Regions from separate parts of the Homo sapiens genome. Here region 2 is linked to region 1. A link is a loop called in an ENCODE intact Hi-C map of the cell type or tissue named here. Cell type or tissue: OCI-LY7. All regions are shown on one strand.

What was found. Peaks named below come from ENCODE experiments on the same cell type or tissue, not always from the same donor. Only the 100,000 strongest peaks of a DNase experiment are listed, where the experiment ranks them.
Region 2: it touches region 1 in a loop (2.0-fold over the local background); 1 of 110 quality-filtered maps calls a loop at or near these places.

Annotation. Positions count from the first base shown.
Region 1 is chr2:221,199,502-221,207,501 of GRCh38, forward strand. No RefSeq gene overlaps it. Among named protein-coding and RNA genes, the nearest start is that of EPHA4, 370 kb to the right of the region's middle. In OCI-LY7, no CTCF peak of the experiment used is centred here; DNase peaks (open chromatin) are centred at 1,140 and 3,840; H3K4me3 peaks cover 1,396 bases; H3K27ac peaks cover 3,538 bases.
Region 2 is chr2:221,290,514-221,298,513 of GRCh38, forward strand. No RefSeq gene overlaps it. Among named protein-coding and RNA genes, the nearest start is that of EPHA4, 280 kb to the right of the region's middle. In OCI-LY7, no CTCF peak of the experiment used is centred here; a DNase peak (open chromatin) is centred at 3,998; H3K27ac peaks cover 563 bases.

The DNA.
Region 1 (8,000 bases):
GGCAGGTTTTCTGCTGAGTTTCGGGTTAATGGATTGTCTGCTCAAAGGTTTGAAGAATACTGCAGTAAAAAATAATAGCTCTCTTAGTGCCAGGCACTGCTCTAAGTATTTTACATAAATTCACTCTTTTAAGCTTTCAAACCATCCAATGAAGTAGCTGCTATTATTATCCCTGATTTTACTGACAGACACAGAGAGGTTGAGTAGCTTGCTCAAGGTCACACACAGCAGGGTTTTTCAGAACTTTGCATTTTGAATTTCTTAAAAAGATTGGAGGTCAGGCGCAGTGGCTCACACCTGTAATCCCAGCACTTTGGGAGGCCGTGGTGGGTGGATCACGAAGTCAGGAGATTGAGACCATCCTGGCTAACACAGTGAAACCCCATCTTCACTGAAAATACAAAAAATTAGCCAGGTGTGGTGGCACGTGCCTGTAGTCTCAGCTATTTGGGAGGCTGAGGCAGGAGAATTGCTTGAACCTGGGAGGTGGAGGTTGCAGTGAGCCAAGATCACAGCACTGCACTCTAGCCTGGGCGACAGAGCAAGACTTCGTCTCAAAAGAAAGAAAAAAAAAAAAGTTTGCAACACAAATATTTCCCCACTTTTTTGATTACAGAAAATTTTCTCTAACGGACCATTTCATAGAATCAATGTTTTAAAGGAAATACCTAAGAAAAGATGATGAAACAAGCTAAAGGGAAAGAATAAAACTTTATTTCCAATTCTACTTTGCTGTATGTCATCAGCCACATTAAAGACTTAGCTTATTTCATTCATTTTGAGAAAGTTAAAGTCCCAATACACTACCTCTATTGTCTTGCCCTTGTGCTCAAGGGTTAGACTATCACTTCTAACAGATTTGGGACTGAAAATGGTACATAGATAGCACCGTGGAACAGAATGCAAGGCTGGCTTTTCAGCACACCTAGTAATGACTGCATCCTGGAGTCTGGGATCATTACAGAGCTATAACTTAGAGAAGAAAAAGAAATCTGACAAGTCTTTTTCATAACAAGATCAAAGAGATTGTGACAGATTGTGAAAATACAGCCTTATTTTTCAAGTTGTTAATTTGTCTCCTTGCTGCTTCCCCGAGAGAGGCTGCTTATGAAGGGCCCTTTCATAGAGGAAGTTTAACAAGTGGTTGAGGATGCCCTTCTCAGCTGAATGGTTTGAATGGCTTAACCTTGGGTGAGCAAATAGGGCTCTCATTGATTTGCAAGTGACAAGGTGCAAAGGGGAAAAGGAACATTTTTTTTATTTGGAACCTGAGTTTTTAACAACACAATCACAGGTCATTGTGGGTTTCTTGAAAGTAAAGTAGAACGTAACATAGGCAATTATGTATCACCTATACTCAGCTCTCAAACCTAGTGAATAATACTTAAATTTGAATGTTCTTTATCCCTCCTCCAAATATAAATATTCCAAAAATAATCAATGGCAAAAAGGTCAAATTGCTCATTACCTTGGTCAGACTTAAGCAGCTCCTTTTGTGACCCATATGCTTCTAGTACACATTTTAATAAAGACAAATTTCACAATACTGCACTGTGATTAATATAGTCCCTTTTCTGTACAACAGTTTAATGAGGTCAAATTTGAGAAGGGTTTTTAGAAAGTATTCCAAATGCATTAGATATATCCAACCAAGAATTATGAAACCAAAATAATAATTAATATTCATAGATCCCTGTACTGTTTACAAAATACAGAATGTGAGAAAATTGAGAATGCTGAAGGTGAGTGGATGAGAGGCCTCCTGACTGATGCTTCTGTTCTCTCAAAGAAAAATGAAGCAAGGTCATCAGCAGGTAGAGCAGGGAACAGGAGATGGGGTGGAATGCCCATCTGAGATCTGTGGCCAGAAATTTAAAGTAAAAACATTCAGCAAGCATGTGTATTTTTCTTTAGGAACATTTGACTCAGATACAAGCCTAAAGTACAGAAGAGTATATTAACCAGAGCAGGAACTTCCGTGAACAACACTGTCAGGAGAGACAGAAAGGCAAAGGAGTTTATTTATTTATTTATTAATTTATTTATTTATTGATTGATTGATTGATTGATTGATTTAGAGACAGAGTCTCGCTTACACTGTCACCCAGGCTGGAGTGCAGTGATGCAATCTCAGCCCACTGCAACCTCCACCTACCGGGTTCAAGTGATTCTCCTGCCTCAGCCTCCCAAGTAGCTGAGATTACAGGCACACACCACCAGCCCTGGCTAATTTTTGTATTTTTAATAGAGATGGCATTTCACCATGTTGGCCAGACTGATCTCCAACTCCTGACCTCAAATAATCCACCCACCTTGGCCTCCCAAAGTGCCAGGATTATAGGCGTGAGCCATCATGCCTGGCCTGGCAAAGGAGTTATATTTGCAAGAAAGTGTTGTAATTACAGACAATAGAGTCTTATCTGTTTGTGTGTGTTTTTTTTTTAAAGCAAATGAAAACACAAAATAGAATAACTGAGAGTGAGATGGTGATAGATTTGGTGGACAGGAGGTCTTACGAGGTCAAAGGCATGAGCATGGGAGTCCATGGCTTAGGTGCATAGAAGATTAGATCATTAACCTTTGTATAAATTATCTCAACAGCTCCTCACCAGGCCAAAAGGGAATCATTATTGCCATTTTACAGATGAGGAAAATTAAGCTCAAAGAATTTCAATGTCTTGTATAAAATCACAGAGTACATAATAGTGGGAACCAGGACTAGAACCCATGTCTTTGAACTGCAAATCCTGGACTCTCAACAGAAGAATAAGGATAATTTTCTAAGAAGATATTTCATGTCATCTCCACTATTCATTTCGTTCATTACTCTCCAAAAGAATGCTTTCTCTGGGAGGATAAGGAAAAAGGGATGTTTGGATTAAAATGTTGAATGGCATAGCCGCAGAAGACTCAAATTGTATCTCTTTGTGACTATTCCCCATCCAACACGGGAAAATAAAATTTTCCGGAGACTTAAAAAGACAGTTTCAATGCATCATCAGAATGCGTCTAGGGTTCAATTTCAGATCCTACTTACGTATTAGCGGTACTGCAGAACAGAATTAGTATAGAGCTACCTATCAAAGTCCTTGATCACAAGGAACCATGCCTACCACATGACAGTGTGACTCTCAGTTTATGAGCCTAAGTTTAAAACTGCTTCTGTTCCTTAAGGTTACCAAGGATCCTCAAGAATGCACATGAGAGGCATCTGATCCAAAACACATGTTATTCTTGCCTGTTCAAAGAGACGGCAACCAGACTACACTTGAGTTTTCACTGAAGGAAAACAAGGTGTACTTCTATTTCATGCTTAGGGAAGTAAGAAAATTTCAAGAGAACAAGTTCATTTCATTCTTATGTAGATTGTGAATTTTGCCCACCTAGACAGATATTGGGAAGTAAATATCACAACAGGTAGAATACACAAAGCAGCAAGGCTTTACGATCCACTCAATGCTTTTGCTTTATGGATGCAGACATTTACTTATTTGTTCCCTGTCTTCTTTTGTAAATAATGTGAAGCACAAGAACCCCTGCTATCAATATGGGAAAATATAAATAAGGATGCAAAACCAGAACTAGAGAAAATGTACATATGAGTATAAAGATGAGTGAAAACAAAGAAAGTACAGATGTACAGGCTGAGGAGTTCTCCCTCAATGCGATCACTGATGTGTAAATGTGGCTTAAACTTCCTGGAGGTCACTGTATGAGGATGGGGAAGTCTACCAAATCAGGTTATTGGTTTAATAATGAATATTCATTATTTAAAACCAGGTTTTCACATCTCTGAACTGAGAGTTCTTCCCCTCAGGGTTATTTCTTTACTTCCTCATAATGAATGCAGGTGCAAGCCTTAGATCAGCCTGCACCTGGTCCCTGAACTGACCTCACCAGAGAGCCAGTGCCACCCGCAAAAGGAAACCCAGGATAGGGAAGAGCTGTTACTCAACAGCTGCCTTGAGAGGTGTTCTGTCTGATTAATCTATAATTACCTCTATTTTTGTTTTGTTGTTGTTATTAATGTTGTTAGTGGTTAGTTGGTTTTTATACCACCTTTTCCAATACCTGGATCTTCTGGTTTTCACATCATCTTCCTGACTTATATATGGCCCTGGAGTGTCCACTAAAACCCAGGATACAGCTGCACAAGTGTCCACTCCCCCTTCCATTGGTGTTCTGGTTCCTAATTCTTGGATAATGACCCTCATATAGTCCTGATGATAGTTCAAAGTCTTCTCTTCCAACCCATATGGCTGAAACTGAGTGGATTTCAAATATATCTTTAGACTGAATTTAAAACTCAGTGACAACCCTCCAAATAATAACTAACAAAAGAGCCTTGATGAATGAGCAAAATCATTAATGGAAATAGGTAAAACAAGATAAAAAGACCCAGGCAATGCCTATGTCTTTCTCTCTGCCTGAATCAAAGGCCATGCATTGTCAATGTGTTATTAAATGTATTGATCTCATTTGTGTTGTTTGTAACATGGCCCTAAAGCTTGTGGAACAGGTAGAAGACATTCGCAATCAAATCTGGCACAGTGCCCAGCAGAACATTTACTTCACAGATGCAATGTTACTGATGATGAAAACGTTAGAAGGGTGGAAATAATTTGGAAATCCTTCAGTGGAAAGCAACAAAGATAGCTATTAAACAGTTGAAAATGATCTACACTTAGGGGAAGGTTTGTAGAACTAGGCTATTTAGCCTACAGAAGAGGCAGTTAAGTGCAGCATGATAGTAAATCCATGCTTACATGGTACCACTTATAAAGATCATAAACAACTCTTCTCACCTTGATCCATTACAGAACAAGGGAGAAAGAACCTGAGTGGAAAATCAAGAATTTCAGCTCTATCTAAGCCATATGCATATATGCATGCAAGAGCTTCTTTTGAAAATCAGAGTTTTAATGACTAGATTTGGATTTTGTGGCAAAGAGATTGCAATTCATCTCCTGAAATAAAAAAAAAAATAGAACAGCAACCTCCTATCTCCCAACATCTCCATTTTACAATGAAAATCTTTATTGTTCATCAGCTGCAATATTCTTTCAGATTTTATATATTTTATATATAAATATATATATATTTCATATATATATATAATTTAATATCAGACACCTGGCTAGAAATCAACAGGCAGAGTGTATTTGATTTTGTGCCTGAAAACAGTTGTTTAAAGTGCTCAACTCCAGCACTTTACTCCAGGAACACCTTATAATAGTCATTTTCAGCAGTCTGTTTAAATCCCCTGGATTATCTATTTGAAGCCATAAATGTGCTAGCACCCAGCAACTGAACCTCCTGTGAACCCATGTTATTTTTTAAGGTTGTTATAGATGGATTTGGTTACTAATTTTTTATGGAGCAGGGACACACTGCCACATAATATAAACAATTTCTCCTTGTGCATAAATCACCCTTCCCCTGTGCGGTAGAGTAGCCCTTGGAACAGCTGGTATCTGAGGATGGCTGTTTACTTAAGACTTTGTTCTCAAGTCGATAAGAACTGTCAGACTAAGGAAGTATATATATATATATACTTCTCTTCATATATACATATATATATATATATATTTCATATATGGGGACATCCCAAACACAAAGCATAAAATCTTCATTATTTAGGCTTCATTTCAGTATTTGAGGATATAAACAGGTCCATTTGGTTGGATTTAGCTCTGCTCAATTAAAGCTGAATTTATGCCATACCATCAAGCATCGGTATTGACATTTGGTGGCATTCAAGATGTTATTTACACTCAGCATACTGAACGTCCGTGCAACTGTTTGCATTAGGTTCAAGCCTCAGGCTCTTTGTTTGCTGAGGTTCACCTAACGTAGTTTAGCCCCATAAAGATTCCTGAAAGAGGCTCTTTGAGCTAAAGCAACTCCATAGAAAGTCATGCATGTGCAGCGTAAAATTTATCAGCCATCTGTCAGGAAAATGTATCCATATGCTTCTTAGTGCATTTGTCAAATCAGACATCAGCTCAAGCCCTCATAATCATGTTGGAGAAAGAGCAATTCTCACCTCACCCCCCATCAAATCTGTTGACCTTAAATGGCTTCCTATTTTACTGTTTTCTCATGTATTACTAACATTTAATTTTCTTGATAATCCTCAGAAGTATCATTACTCCTAGTTTATAAGTAAGAAAATTGAAGCTGACAGAGATTGAGATTTGCCCCAAGGTTGCACAACCAGCAAATGGTAAAACTCATGAACTCTCAGCAAAGGGAACAATACACTCCCTATAGTTACCTGCTATTGGGGTGGGGGAAAATACACACACACACACACACACACACACACACACACACATACCCATCCACACATAGATACATGCATATGTTTTTTTTTTTTTTAAACAGAGTCTCGCTCTGTCACCCAGGCATGCTCCACAATGCCCGGCTAATTTTTGTGTTTTTAGTAGAGATTAGATCTCGCTATGTTGGCCAGTCTGGTCTCCCACTCCTAACTTTAAGTAATCAGCCCACCTCAGCCTCCCAAACTGCTGGGATTATAGGCATGAGCCACCATGCCCAGCCATGCATATGTTTTTATATATACATATATGTGTGGATGTGTGTGGGTACACAAACCATAAAGTTAGCAAATGTCCCTACCTCTTTGCTTGAATAGTTTAGAATTTAAAAAATATATATTCAATCAAAACACCAGGATTTAATTACTCCATACTTTGAAGTTCTTAAAAGGTCCAATGAATTGCAGATATTATTAGACTTAACTTTACGATAGGAGAGGACTTGCCCTGTGACTTACTTGGCACAAAAAAGAGGAGTCATTTTTCTCTACCTCAAAGTTTTCCATGTCATTGTCATATTCTAAATATTTAATGAGTTGAATTTTCTCATATTGCCCTCTGCTTTTACACAGCTCAGTTGCCAATCAGAGAAAACTAGAACTCTTCCTATTAGTCTCTTCTTTGGCTCCAGACACTAAAGGCTATTGCTCTAGAATACTAATATACTATCTGACAGTGATGAAACAATGGTTACCTATTAACATCTTAGCACAAGTAAAATTAAAAAGTAGCCAAACATATGACAAGATTTCAAGAGACTGCCACTTCAGGTAGGTAAGTTTTTGTGTGATAGCTGGAAAGGTCTACATAGAGCCAGTGAGTTTAAGCTTATTCCATGCTTGTCCAGAAGATGAGGAGTCAAAATCATTGCCAGACAATAAAATTGCATCAATAGCCATGAAGAGTCAAGAAGGTCCATCTAAATAGATGCGACTCAAACATGAATCCAGCGCATAAGGCGAAGAGCATTGAATCTAGATTTCTTCTACTGGTAAACTTGCTAAACATCAAAGTTTTATGATGTAATTTAAAAAAAATTAATCTGAACTACTACTCAAATTCATGTAATTAGTTACTTCCAGCTTCTTTACTTGTACAGTGTTAATTAATCCAGCCTGCCAGCATGATTCCTGGAAGGAACTCATATAATAACGATAGCAGGGCCAGATGCTAGTGCCTGACACATCCACAGATTCATGTGGACTAGAAAAATGTGAAGGCTGGGTGTGATGGGTCACACCTGTAATCCCAGCAATTTGGGAGGCTGAAGCGGGCAGATCTCTTGAGCTCAGGAGTTCAAGACCAGCCTGGGTAACATGGTGAAACCCTGTCTCTGCATGAAATAGAAACATTAGCCAAGCATGGTTGTGAATGCCCGTAGTCCCAGCCACTCAGGAGGCTGAGGTGGGAGTACTGTTTGAGCCCAGGAAGTGGAGGTTGCAGTGAGCTGAGATCGTACCACTGAACTCCAACCTGGATGACAGAGTGAGACTCTGTCAAAAAAAAAAAAAAAAAAAAAAGAAGAAGCAATAAAAAATATGTAATCTCCTCATCCCAAACCAAAATTCTTAGGTTCCCACGGTTTGAGTAGGATATTGGATATCAGGATCTAGAGTTGTACCACGCAATGCGACAGCCACTTGTCACATGGGGCTACTT
Region 2 (8,000 bases), 91 kb after region 1:
GCTTGCAGTGAGCTGAGATTGTGCCACTGCACTCCAGCCTGGGCGACAGAGCGAGATTCCGTCTCATGGAAAAAAAAAAAAAAAAAAGCATATATACATAAGTTTCAGTGAATTATTTTCTTTGAAGCTCCTAAGCACAGTAATTCTACTTTGGCTGAGTACCTACAACTAAAGTTTCCTAAAGTTTTCATTCAAACTTTCATCTTTAAAATTGATAGTGCCATTAAAATAAAGGGACAAAGACATTAACTGTTCAGTAATTACTATTAGATCTCTCATGGTACTTGAAAAACATCATCCTCTTAAAAGATATAACAGGTAGTAATGGTTAATGGCCTAATTTGCTTCTAATTTTTACCAATGAGTAGTAATACTATTATTAGAAGTGTAATAAACAGAAATCTATCTTGTGAGGCTTGAAGAAGTCGTAGGCCAAAATAGATTTTCTAACCCCTTCCATAAATTGAAAGGATACTAACTAGATGTTCATGGTCACTTGTCCTCATTTGAGATCCCATAACCTTTGTCATAAGGCTCAAGCTGTTAACCTCAGTGCCCTGTCAAATTCCTACTTTAGTAATTCAGCTTTCTCTACCTAAATTTCTTTACAATTTCAAGTAAATTATATCTCCACTTCCCTTTCTAAAATAATGTTATAGTCTTATAGTTTTTTCTAACAGGTCTTGTTTTCTCATTCGCTCTCTGTTTCTCTCTCTCAGGGTTAATAAAAGGAGGTTATACCACCTCCTTTAATCTGAAATTAGGAAAACATGACATAAATAGAAATACATATGATCTAATCTAGTGCTGGCTATAGGAAACCTTAAAACACCATGTGTTGGAGAAAAATACTTGACAGTATTATCAGTTTATTTTAAAACTTTCTTTTAAAATTTACTTTCTTCAATCCATCCTGAATTTCTTATATTTTGAAACATGGCTATCTCTTCTCATTTGAGTTGTCATCTGTCTCTCTTCCTAGGTCACTGCTCTGAAATCTATTTAGGAACCTGTTGACATGTACAATAAAAAGACATTGCTGGTCTTGGGTTTACTATGCCACCAAGCGAGACCAGCCCATGTCTCACCCTCTGCAGGAATGGAAGAGGCAGTGTGGGTTGGAAATCAAGTCACATGGCTTTGATCTTGGCTTTTAGTTCTGCCAATAACTAGTGTAGACCCTGGCCTAAAGCATTTAAGTCGTCTGAGCTTTGGTATCTTCATCTATAATTCCTTTTAGCTTTGACATTTCATTAATTTTATCCATCTGGCTCAGAAGCAATTTTGTAGTCCAGGGGGTTCTTCAGAAAGCTTCACACACTTCTTTGGAGAGAGGAGCACTTGCAAAGCAATGTAACTGTCAGAGCTCCAAGGCCTCCATCCCACCTTGAGCATGACAACTTCCACTGTATCTCAGCCTCCATCCTCATTATGTATGGGAAGAGATTCAAGGTAAGATTATTTTGGGATTGGAGGATGAGGAGTGGAAGAGAAATTCCAAAGCTAACTCTTCTTTTTGAAAACCTTGTGCAACAGAATAAAATAAAATAGTATATTGTAATAGATTATGGAAATCATTTTTAGAGTCAAGGTCCTCTTTATCTTATTCAACTATAAAAAGTTTGATATTGTCATGGATTCTAGATCAGAGGTTGGCTGTTTTTTTTTTTCTGGAAACAACCAGATAATAAATATTTTCAGCTCAGCAGCCTTATGGCCTTGGTTTCTGTTGCATTGAGTCTGCTGTTGCTGTATGAAAACATCCATAGACAATAACTAAACAAATGGGCATGGAAGGGATTGAGCCCTGGGCTGCAATTTGTTGATCCCTGATAGAGATTAAAGGATTCACCTGTAAAAAGCTTTGAGGCATGTTTGCTTGTTAGAGAAAATTGTTTAGAATGATAATAAAGATTTTAGAATGTTTTAAAAATAGCTATTTTAGAAAAAAAATGTTTTATGATTTTTTTTTTAAAAGATAGTATATGAAAGAAAAATATTTGTCTTCTGTGCTCATTCTTACATTTTCCGAAACACGCATTCGTTAAATATTTTGGAATAAATAAAAATAATACTAATTTATGGTTGTTCTACCTTGTAATAATAATTTCCATCAAATACCTAACATTAGAATTATTTATCAAATCATCACTCTACTGGTATTCATAATCTTAGAATTGTGCTTTATAAATAGTTCCATTATTTTCAGCATGTACCTTGATGATCTTTTATTTTGTGTATTTACTCTATCTCCAGAAAAATCTCTTGCCTCTCATGGAATAGAATTTATTTTTAACCGCTGAGAAGACACAAAGGAAACATTTTGCATGTGCCTAGAATATATTTTTTGTTGTTTCATTTTTAGCATCAAATTCAAGTTTCTTCAGTATGTTTACTTTCCAATCTATGTTGCTGATTGTATAGAATCATGACTCCTAAATGGGTCGGTATCGGAAAGACCTGTCTTATCTATACAATTTCTGGATAAAACATTTGTTCCAATGAACAAACACACCATAGTGCACGTAGTAGGTAATAAATAAATATGGATATAATGGGTGACAAGCTTCCTAAAACATAAAATTAAACTTAAGCAGGACACAGCCAAACCAGAGATCTGATTACTTCATCTTAAAAGTAAATAGTCTTATTGAGTTTTATTATTTATTATTTTATTTTTATTTTTTTGATGAAGTCACTCTGTTGTTCAGGCTGGAGTGCAATGGCATGACCTTGACTCACTGCAACCGCCACCTCCCGGGTTCAAGTGAATCTCCTGCCTGAGCCTTGTGAGTAGCTGGGATTACAGGCATGAGCCACCACACTCAGCTAATTTTTGCATTTTTAGTAGTGACAGGGTTTTGCCATGTTGGCCAGGCTGGTCTCGAACTCCTGACCTCAGGTGACCCGCCTGCCTCAGCCTCCCAGAGTGCGGGGATTATAGACATGAGCCACTGTGGGCAGCCTTATGGAGTTTATTCAACTAAAGATGTAAGTATGGGCCGGGTGCTGTGGCTCATGCCTGTAATCCCACCACTTTGGGAGGCAGAGGGGGATGAATCAATTGAGGCCAGGAGTTCGAGACCAGCCTGGCCAACATGGCAAAACCCCGTCTCTACTAAAAATACAAAAAATTAGCTAGATGTGGTAGCACAAGCCTGTAACCCCAGCTACTAGAGTGGCTGAGGCATGAGACTCACTTGAACCCAGGAGGTGGAGGTTGCAGTGAGCCGAGATCATGCCACTGCACTCCAGGCTGGGTGACAGAGTGAGACACTGTCTCAAAAAAAAAAAATAAAAATAAAAATAAAAATAAAAATAAAGACTAAAAACATAAGCAAGCCAAATGATGGTATTTAAGATTTTCCAAGTTCAGTGTAACTATGATTAATACATAACTAGAAAATTGAACAGTGGTCTGTATAGTATTTTATTCTCCTACATTGGCTGGTTAATGTCAATGCCAGAAACTGAGTAAAAATTGGAAAAAAATTAAAATATTTAAACCTCTCTAATGATGTGCCAATATGAGCAAGGACACACGGCTAGGTTTCAACAGAGCAGCAGTTCCATGACCCGAGTCTATTGACTTTCAGAAGCATAAGGAAGCATTCGAGGGAGTGGTAACCTACAAAGGCATCTAATTCACTTCTCCGCTCAAACCTGAAAGGGAGGGTCTTGTGATTGCAGGTGAGTTGGATGGAAACTACAACCTCTCTTACACATGGAGACTATGTATTTGGAAACTGGAGCAGAGTTCAGATTTCTGACCCCACCCTTTTCAATTGATGTGCCTATACAACTGCCATAGAAGTGTTGAAAACTTATAAAATGGCTGTGAATAATTTTTTGTGCGCGCATCTGGTCACCACTCTTCCCCTCAGGGGTAGAGTCCATTTCTCCCTCCTTGAGACTGGGCTGGCCTTGGGAATTGCTTCCACCAATCAAATGAGAAGGAAGTGACACTGTGTCAGTTTCAGCTGTAGCCCTTACAAGGCTTAGTAGCTTCTGCTTTTGTTCTCTGGGGGCTCTGAGCTACTATATAAAGAGGCACCATTATCTTGCTAGAAAAAAAGAGATCCTGGCCTTCTAGCTGTCCCCAGCAGAGCCCCAGGCATTCCAGTGAGGTTATCTTGGGCATACCATGCCCAGGCTTGCTCCCAGCTGAATGCAGCCAAGTAAAAGACCCCAGCAGATGCCATGTGGAATGGAAGAGCCACCCATCTGAGTTCAATCAACACAGAGAACTGTGAGAAATATAAAATAAATAATAAATCAGTAAGTTGTGGCATAGTCTGTTACGTGAAATAGAAAACTGAAAAAAAAAATCACTTTATTTCAGCTCTGCAGCTTACATTTGATGGCTGCCTCTATATTATTTCTAAAATCAGTCTACTACATTAACCTAAATGCATTATGTTGAAGCTTTATTTTTTCTACCTCATGACTAAATTTCTCAAGACACACATACACACGCATGCACACACACACTAGTAATGTTTAGAATTTGCCAGGATCTGTATGTACCCTCCAGTGCTGTTTGTTTGTTGGTTGGTTGGTTTTTGAGACGGAGTCTTGCTCTGTCACCTAGGCTGGAGTGCAGTGTTGTGATCTCTGTTCACTACAGCCTCTGCCTCCCGGGTTGCAGCAATTCTCCTGCCTCAGCCTCCTGGGTAGCTAGGATTATAGGCATGCACTACCACGCCTGGCTAATTTTTGTATTTTTAGTAGAGACGGGGTTTCACCGTGTTGGCCAGGCTGGTCTTGAACGCCTGACCTCAGGCAATCTGCCCGTTTTGGCCTCCCAAAGTGCTAGGATTACTGGTGACAGCTACCACGCCAGGCCTCCAATGCTGTTTTTATTCTCTCATACGCTGTCTTCAAGGTGTCAGTGACATGTCAAAGAGAATTTTTCTTTTGATTATTTTCAACCTGTTTATAGCATATGCCAGTGGATTCTACAATTGATCCAACAAATGTTTACCCCTAAGTAATTAGCAGTAACATGAATTCACCAGAAAAACAAAAGAAAACACTGTGCCGCTGTGTTTGTATGTATGTGCACACTAGGGTGTAAGTGTGTGTGCATTTTAACCTTCCATCTACTATAATTAAACTTGTCTATGCCTGTTGTAATCTTGTGATCTGAAAGGCTTAAAATGAAATTTAACTGGCTCGATCCCCAGAATGTCTAAATTTTCCCAGCTCTAGGAAGAATGACTTTGACACCCTCTGTACACATCTGTCCCCCATACTCTTGCAGTCAGCTTCCCCCCACCCCAGCATTAATCCCTTAGTTTTCTTCTTGCCAAAGATGTTCTGCTGTTTGATAGAACACTAATCTCCGAGAATCTCAAAGTATCAGCTTACCTGTGAACGCCCAGAAACTGTCTCCATCCTTAGCCTCATCCCCTTTTATGTTTTCTTCATCTTTGAACAAATGCATTGCTTTCTGTCTGAGAATGAGGCTTACATTCTGTTGTGGTTAGGAGGGATATTGACCTGAAGGCACACTGTTCCCTCTTAAAGAAGCAAGATCAACATTCAGAATCGCTCAGTGACAAATCTCAATTGGTGGAAGAACAGGTCACCCATGGGCAGGAAACTCCGGTAAGCTCAGGGAAGAATTCTTTGTTAAATTAACCTGGAGGCTTTTGCTGAACTAAAATAAGTCTTGGAGAAAGAAATAGAAGGCAGAAGTAGGCAGATCAAATGTAACTGGGAAAAAGTTCTCTTTCAATATTAATCTCCCGTCATGGTTCTACACATTTGTAACAGGAGAGAAGAGGTGATACAAAAGGAAAGTGCAAATTGACAGTCTTAGGACTCCAGTTCGGGTCAATTTATTACTAGGAAAGAGGCTGAGCTGTGAAATGAAAAACTCAGTTCCTGCGCAGATGAAGGGTGTCTAGCTACAGTATTTCTTCACTGGGAAACTGCAGCGGATTTAATAGAATCCCATGGAGTACAGCTAAGGAGTTCACTGCTGTATGTCATGCAAGCCCAGTTTTCTTTTTTTCTTCCTTTTCTTTCTTTCTTTTTTTTTTTTTTTAAGAGGGAGTCTCGCTCTGTCGCCCAGGCTGGAGTGCAGTGGCATGATCTCAGCTCACTGCAACCTGACTCCCGGGTTCAAGCGATTCTCCTGCATCAGTCTCCTGAGTAGCTAGGATTACAGGTGCGTCCCACCATGCCCAGCTAATTTTTGCATTTTTAGTAGAGACAGGGTTTCACCATGGTGGCCAGGATGGTCTCCAACTCCTGGCCTCAAGTGATCTGCCTGCCTCGGCCTCCCAAAGTGCTGGGATTACAGGCATGAGCCACTGCACCCGGCCTCCAATTTTCAGTTCTAATGAGCGTCAAGGTTCTCATGATTCAACCTAAATGACAATTGTATGAAGACTTGTCTTTTGCAGGAATGATCTTTGCATTTGCTACCCTATGTCTAACCTTCTCAGGCTCACTGGTGATGTGGGATTAAAGGTGACAGGAAGGTGTCCAGCTTTCCCCTCCTGCCAATCACAGCAGAGCCACCTTCCCATATCTGTGCTGCTAAGCTCTGCTGAAAGCCCCGGGGTTTCCTTCAATCTGAGGCCAAGATTGTATTTGGAATGTTTACTGATACATCTCAGGAAATGCCATGATCTAGCAAGAAGGTTGAACAGTGTTTTGATGTTTGCCAGACTGCTGGAGGTCCGTAGGCCACATGTGTCCTTCCAGACCCTGTAGGCCTTTGGGGAGGCAGAAAACAAACAAAAACAAATAACATGCATCTGAAAATTCAGAATCAGCATAGGCTAATGGTATATGTGTTTGTGTGGGAATTTGACCTTGCTTCTAGGTCCCAGGATGCCTCTTACTTTGTTAGGTAGGAGTGATCTGTGTGTGATGTGACACCTAGTAACAAAAAAACCCTCTTATTTAATTTATTTATTTATTTATTTATTTATTTAGAGATGGAGCCTTGCTCTGTCGCCAGGCTGGGCGCAGTGGCATGATCTCAGCTCACTGCAACCTCTGGCTCCCTGGTTCAAGCGATTCTCCTGCCTCAGCCTCCCGAGTAGCTGGGACTACAGGCACACGCCAGCATACCCGGCTAATTTTTATATTTTTAGTAGAGATGGGTTTCACCGTGTTGGCCAGGATGGTCTTGATCTCTTGACCTTGTGATCCACCCGCCTCGGCCTCCCAAAGTGCTGGGATTACAGGTGTGAGCCACCACGCCCGGCCAAAACCCTCTCTTAATGCTTCTCATTGAATGTGGAAAAGCTGGGAAGAAAGAAGAGAAAAAGCTACACTGCTACACTAATGGAGGGTAGAAAGACTTATTTTTGAGATGGAAATAGAAACAAGTTTCAGATTCACTTAAGATTGTTTTGCTCTTTTTCCCTCTCAGCTCCACACAATTGTGGTGAGACCACACCTAGACGGCTGCGTGATGTCTTGGGTACCTGAGTATCCAAAAACTTGGACTGAGTTCAAAGGAGATGATTAAAGGAATGGGGGAATTGGAAGTGACTGACTGATGAGAAAAGATTAAAGGAGCCAAATCAAGAAACCTGACAGAGCAATAGCTAAGGGGAAAAATGATAAAAGCTACAAGTACCGGGAATGTGCAAACACCAAGTAAGAAAAACATTCCTTGTTATAAATTAGCAGAGGAAAGTTTTGGCTGAGAATTAGAAAAATCTTGCGAGAGAAAGTGTTCAATTAGCCAACTGATTACTAAGTAATTAAATTGGAGGCTGGATCAGGAGGGACATTTTACGAGCAAGCAGAATATATTTCTAGAAGGTACCTGGTAATGAGCATTCCAGCACATGGAAGGCACCATGGTCTGGACACCCTATAAGAACAAAATTCCAATAATTGAGACTAGTTAAGTTAAAAATTACATTAATTGCATTAAATTCTTCGGTCTTCTAAAAGGTAACTGGTTACTACAGGAGAAGGGCAGCAAAAAAACTGCAGAAATTATAGACTCAGAAAACTAGCTTTAATGT